2 separate regions of the Mus musculus genome follow, and region 1 is linked to region 2. The links are chromatin contacts, found by Hi-C or POLR2A ChIA-PET in ENCODE. All regions are on one chromosome and are shown on one strand. Each heading gives the region's core, a stretch centred on a gene start or an enhancer-like site at or near the end of the contact. The rest is flanking DNA. Distances are from core to core; before and after follow the strand shown. Region 1 holds the start of Hdhd5 (haloacid dehalogenase like hydrolase domain containing 5). Region 2 holds the start of Tmem121b (transmembrane protein 121B).

Region 1 (2,914 bases), core at 353-2,852, 37 kb after region 2:
AAGTGAGGATTCTGGGAGGGGCTGAGGTCTCCATCTGGCCACACCGCTCACATCCCCTGCTTCAGCTTCTGGCGAGTTCAGGTCCACCCCTTGTAATCAGTCTATTTCCTCTAATCGGCATATCTCATTCATACTCAGTGCTCTCTCAGGATTCCTGCAGCCCTTCCCTCAAAAACTCAAAAAATTCCTAGGACTCATGGGTAAATTTCAGAGGGCCCATAGAAGCCCTTACTTTTTTTTTCAGAGTTTTGGTCTGATTTTCTCATCTTACTCTTCCCACAGAGAATCAGCATACAGGTCTGAAAAGCTAAGAGGGTAGGATTTCTCTATAAACACCATGCTTAGACCCCTCTAGGGGTTCAGTAATGGCTGTTGTGTGACCCCAAGGATAGCTGGGACGCACTTCCCTTGAGATAGCAGTTCAATTTCATTTCTGTCCCATTGTGAATCCAAGCAACACTGCTCTGGATCCCTGAAAGCGGGCCTAGTGGCACATGCCTGAAAACCAGCACCTAGGAAGCAGAGGCAGGTGGATGGGTCAGCAAGGACTTTTGGCTAGCCTGGTCTACAGGTCAGTTAGGGAACGTATTGTGGCTTCTCACACAAACACACAACAAATCTATTCACTTATAATTTCAAAATAAGTCGAGAGAAGTGTGTTAGGCATGGTAATAGCACTGTGGTTCAGTGTAAAACGCCTCTTTTAAAGCTTCCCACACAGTTTAGGGTTTAAATAATAAAAACTCCAGGATTTAAAGTATTACAGCCATAAAGCGGGAGAGAGAAGCAGGTGCGCCAAAACGAAGTGATTAGTTGTTTGAAAAATAAAAATATGGAATTCATACTCTCTCATAATTTTTGGAAACTCACATTAAAAAAAAAAAAAATCAAAGCCCAGCAAGAAGGCTAAGCTGTTAAAAGTTTGTTGAACAAGGCTGAAGATGAGTTCCACATAACACACACTGGAAGGTGAGAACCCCAAAGTTGTTCTCTAACCTGCCTACTACTCCTTTCTCTCTCCCTCTCCCTCTGTCTCACATACACACAACACATGATGATGATGATGATGATGATGATGATGATGATGATGATAACAGTTCCTTTGCCTTGATGGCTGCACACCTGAGCCGTACAGTTTACTGGCCATATTCAAACAGTTACCTTTTTAGAAATAAGAATCCGCGAACCCTTACTTCGAGCAGAAGTGGAAACGAATTAACTGCTGAGGCACATTCCTGACGCGCGGGAAGGAGCTGCGAACCCACCCGAGGCTGACCTGGGGTTGGTTTTTCTCCGGACAAGGACTCTTCCAGCGGGTGGAAGGTGCGCACCCGGACACCGCTTCGGGAAGGACGAAGGGTTCCGCGGCTCCACGGTCTCCGGGAGGGCGGCCCCAGGCCAGGATGCTCAGTGGCCCGCACGGCCCTCCCGCCCGCAGGCCCTGCGAGTGCAGACCCCATGCGTCCTCACCTCAGCGCTGCCCGCGATGTAGCCCCTCCGGGGCCCGCAGCCCTGGAGCCCCGCAGACAGGCGCACAGGCAGTTTCCACAGATGGCGCCCGGCGCCGAGAACCCCTAACCCGGCGAGCGCAGCCATCGCGCCCGTCGCGCGCACGCGCAGACTGTGTGTCTCTCCCACTCTCGAGCCCGGTGCCCCCTTCCCACGCACAGCCGAGCAACCAATCAGCGGCCGCCCGCGCAGGGCCTCTCGGGGGTTGTAGTCCGACCGTGGAGCTCGGGCTCGGGTTGCGAGTTCGGAGCGGAGAGCGCGTTCCTGACACTGAATGGCGAGGCTCTGGGTCCCTCGCTTCCCCGAGAGGAGACTTGGGGTCAGCGAGTATCGACTCGCGGCCACCCGTGCTGGGAGGACAGACACCTGACCAATCAGTGCACCTGCTGACTTCCGGGAGCGTGTTCCTCGGCACTTTTTGGAGCTGGGGTGACCGTGTGGAACAAGGCAGCCTAACCTTGAATTGGGGAAGAAGACCATTGTTTTGAGACCTAAATCCTCTGAGCCTCATCCAAAGAATGTTGAATGGCGTGCTGCTTCTTACTCTTTAAAATCTTTTACTCAGTAAACATGCGCGGCAGTCCTACTTCCTGCGGGCTCTGACCCAAAATCCGGGAAGGAAAGATCTCCTTGATTCACACTTGGTAGGGAGGCTGGGATCAGTGTACGAAACAAGGTAAAAAAAAAAAAAAAGAGCACTGTCCCGAGAAGTCAGATAATGGATTCAACAAACATGTAATGTGTACAGCTAAGCACTCTGAGGAGAGAATACGCTTAGGTCAGTGAGCAAGGACAGTGGAAGTCAGTCTGGTCATCCTGACATAGGAGCCTGCTGCAGAAAGAACTCTCTCTTCGCTTTGTTTGAAAGGTGTGAGATGCTCTCTTCCTTAGTCTTTGACCTGTTCCTGGATATAATCATGCCAAAAAAAGTAGTGAGTCGAAGAGAATGGGTTGGAGGGTCAGGAATGCACAAGGACTCCGCGCTAACTCACTTCCGTTGTGTCCATTGCTTCTCAGCTTTGAGGACTAAGATCATAAATCAGAGTAACTGCTGTTGATGAAAAATTGGAAGATGTATTGCCGTTAGTCAAACCCACCATAGCACACAGCACCTAAGCCCAGTCAGGGGATACCCTGTCCAGGTTTGGTTTTTGTTTTGTTTTGTTTTGTTTTGTTTTAACCTCTTCCCGCTTTTCAAATAAGAAACTAATTTAGGAATAGGTGAGGTGGTGGCTCATACCTATTATCCTAGCGCTCCAGAGGCTTGCAGAAGGATCACCCCAAGACATTATCTAGATGATGATGATGATGATGATATAAAGAAACCAATTTAGCAGCCTGAGGGTTTTAAATGTACCCACACTTGTTCTAGTGACAGCCTCCCCTGTGAAAACACATATTTTAC
Region 2 (2,861 bases), core at 338-2,837:
AACGTAAAAGGCGGCTGCAGCTTCCGGGCCCGGAGGTCTGACCCCAGGACGGAGCTGCTGTGGCAGTGTTCAGCTCGTACAGCCAGAGCACTGGGGAGGCAAGAGTGAGGAAGTAGACGGCGATGAGCAGGTAGCGCAGGTGCGCCGGAAGCGGCACGCGGCCGTCCAGCATCAGCTCCACCAGTGTAAAGCTGTCCAGCAGGTCCAGACACGTGCCCAGGAAGCAGCCCGCGGCGCGATGCTGCTGTGGCTGCAGGAGCAGGGGACCCGCCGAGCCCGGGGGCGCGCCCGCCTCGCTAATGGCACGCACTAGGCTGTAGAGCAGCGGCACGGACAGCGCCATGGTAAGGCGAAAGCCCGTGGTGCCAAAGGGCGCGCGCAGCTCGATGAGGTCCAGGATGGATGTGCCCAGGATGAGCACCACCTTAGGGGTGAAAGCGATGGAGTAGATGAGCCAGGCCAGGTACGCAAAAGCGAACTCGCCCGCTGCCCCAGTCGTCCCCGGCCCGGCTCCGGAGCCTCCAGAACCTCCTCGGCCCCCGCGAGCCTTGGCCCCGGCCCCCGCCGACGCCGCTGCGGATAGGTGCAGAGGCGGAGCCGAGTGGTGGTGGAGCTGGTGGTGGTTGTGCATGCTGTTCGCTGGGCCGCCCCGACGGCCCCGGCTGTTCTTGGCGAAGAAGATGGCCCAGCCCACCACCACCACGAGGTCGGTGGCGATCCAAGAGCACCAGTACAGGTCAGTGACTGCAATGAGGTACAGGTCCAGCAGACCGCCCTGCGCCAGCAGCAGCACCACAGACAGCGCCTGGTAGCCCCAGCGGCAGCCGGGGCTTGGCGAGCAGCCCCGGCGCCGACCCCTACGGCCGGAGCGAGTGGGGCGGCCGCAGCAGCAACAGCAGCACGAGCAGCAGGAGGCGGCGCCGCCGGTCCCGGTGCCGCCTGCGCCCACCGCCGAGCGGCTCCCGGGGCCCCCGACGGTGCCGGCCGCGGCGCCCGCGCCGAAGTCCGCGGCGGTCATGCTGCAGGAAGAGGTGGGCGTGGAAGTGGAGGAGGCGGCGGCGGGCGCGGTGGCGGAGACTGGGACGCCCCCCTGAGCTGGGGGCCCGGGGAGCGCGGCGGCGGCGGGCACCAGTGGCTTGCTGATGCTAATGCTCTCGTCGTCGTCCTCTCGCTCCGCGCCTGTGCTGCTGCTCGGGGAGCCGCCGCCTCCGCCGCGTCTGCCGCCGCACCCCCCGCGGCTGGTGCTGGTGCTGGTGCTGCTGTCGCCCGAGCCTCTCCGGCCGCGGGAGGAGCCCCCCCGGAGGAAGAGGGGCTGTAGCCGGGCTGCGGCGGGGGGCGGCGGAAAGGAGGCGGGCGCGGACGAGAGCGCGCGAGGGTGGCCCAGCGCCGGGTGCATTGTCCTCGGAGGGGCTCCAGGGGCTGCCCGGCCGCTCTCTCCCCGTCAACCTCGGGCTGACGAGGCGGCAGAGGGGAACCCGGGCCAGCCGCTGCCGCCTCCTCGCCAGCTGCTGGAACTCGCACCCGGGTCGGGAGGCAGAGAGATCCGGACTGGAGCGGCCGGACTGGGCGAGTGAAGCCGCGGGTGGCTGAGCTGGGGGAGCGCGGGGGAGCCGAGCAGACCGCCGGGACCGGAGAGGCGGGGGCGGAGGAGGGGAGCGAGCCCAGCAGGCAGCAGAAGGAGCTGGCAGCGGGGAAACCAGGACTGGATTCGAGGGAGAGAGGAGGCGAGAATAGAGGAGGAGAAAGCCTGGCTGGCTGGATCAGCAGGAAGGAAAGGAGGGAGAACTGAGGTGCCGGAGTAGAGTTGAAAGCGTATCAGGCCAGGCGGGATAGGAACATGAAGTCTCTAGCTCCACAGCCCTAAGGGCTGAACCTGAACTGCTGGGTGGCCTTGGTCTCAGTGTAGACCACAACTTCGTGCTTCCAAGCACCACTGTCCTTTCTTGCCTATCAGGAGGAAGCGCAAGCCAACTTCTCCTCTGTGCGCCAACGACCATTCTGCCATCTCCTTCCGTAAAGGCCCTGAGAACTCAATGGAAGTGATTAAAAAGTTAAATAAAAAAAGAACCAGAAAGAGCTCGGGGATGGTGTATCTCAATTGGTAGAATGACCCGCCTTGTATGCATCCAGTCCTGGGTTCCAACCCACCACCAGAAACCAAACCAAACAAACACCACCCCCAATTCTATTATTCAGAAGGAGCACTCCCAACCAAGTACTGCATTTTCACACATCCAAAGCTGTCCTCCCCTCGGAGATCTTCAGTTTCCAGTTAATGAAAAGGCTCCCTGAATATAATTGCTGAGAAGAGGGCTTAGGAAGAGGGTGGGGTGCAAATACCACTGTCTAGTCCTGGGGTAGGGGAGGCCAGGGCCAGGGCAGGAAGCCACTCTGGAGACCTGGGGTGGGGCAGTTGCTTGCTTAGCCAGGCTCATCTTTGGTATTCTGAAAGGTTTGTACCTAGCTTGCATGCAGCGCGGAGGGGTTCCTCCCCATCACCCCACATCTGATTCCAGGTCTGAGGAGGTCGAGCAGAAGGCTCAGAAATCCAAAGTCACCATTGACTACATAGCAAGTTTGAGGCCAGCTTTGGGTTATGTGAGACCCTGTCATCAAAAAAAAAAAAAAAAAGCTAAAGCAGGAGATGAAATAACAGGAAAATATGTCTGACCAAGAAAGGGGGTGGGGGGATCTTTAGAGGTATGGAAGCATGCAAAAGAATAAACTCCAGCAGAGCCTGGTGTCACAAGCCAGCTCCTCTGTAACCCCAGGTACTCAGGAACCTGAAACAGGAGCTTTGAAGGTTCAAGGCCAGCCTTGCCCATTCCGGTCCATGGGCTGAGTCTGCCTAGGGGCTGCCC

The links. Hi-C counts contacts between places; a loop is a spot of excess contacts on that map. ChIA-PET counts read pairs that join two places held with the same protein, here RNA polymerase II (POLR2A).
Region 1: a loop to region 2 is called in a map of left cerebral cortex, with 4 times the contacts of the local background. The contact joins the promoter of Hdhd5 here to the promoter of Tmem121b in region 2. A Hi-C loop is called at or near these places in 5 of 37 maps with a recorded cell type or tissue (T-helper 17 cell, heart, left cerebral cortex and 1 more). POLR2A ChIA-PET finds 5 or more read pairs at or near these places in 2 of 5 experiments (Patski and embryonic stem cell).

The regions. Positions count from the first base shown.
Region 1 is chr6:120,529,697-120,532,610 of GRCm38, forward strand. Hdhd5 (haloacid dehalogenase like hydrolase domain containing 5) reads right to left here and starts at 1,603. Exons shown (of 8, transcript NM_144815.2): 1 at 1,471-1,603. The coding sequence starts at 1,596.
Region 2 is chr6:120,492,359-120,495,219 of GRCm38, forward strand. It overlaps Tmem121b (transmembrane protein 121B), which reads right to left and starts at 1,588. Exons shown (of 1, transcript NM_033567.2): 1 at 1-1,588. The coding sequence starts at 1,396.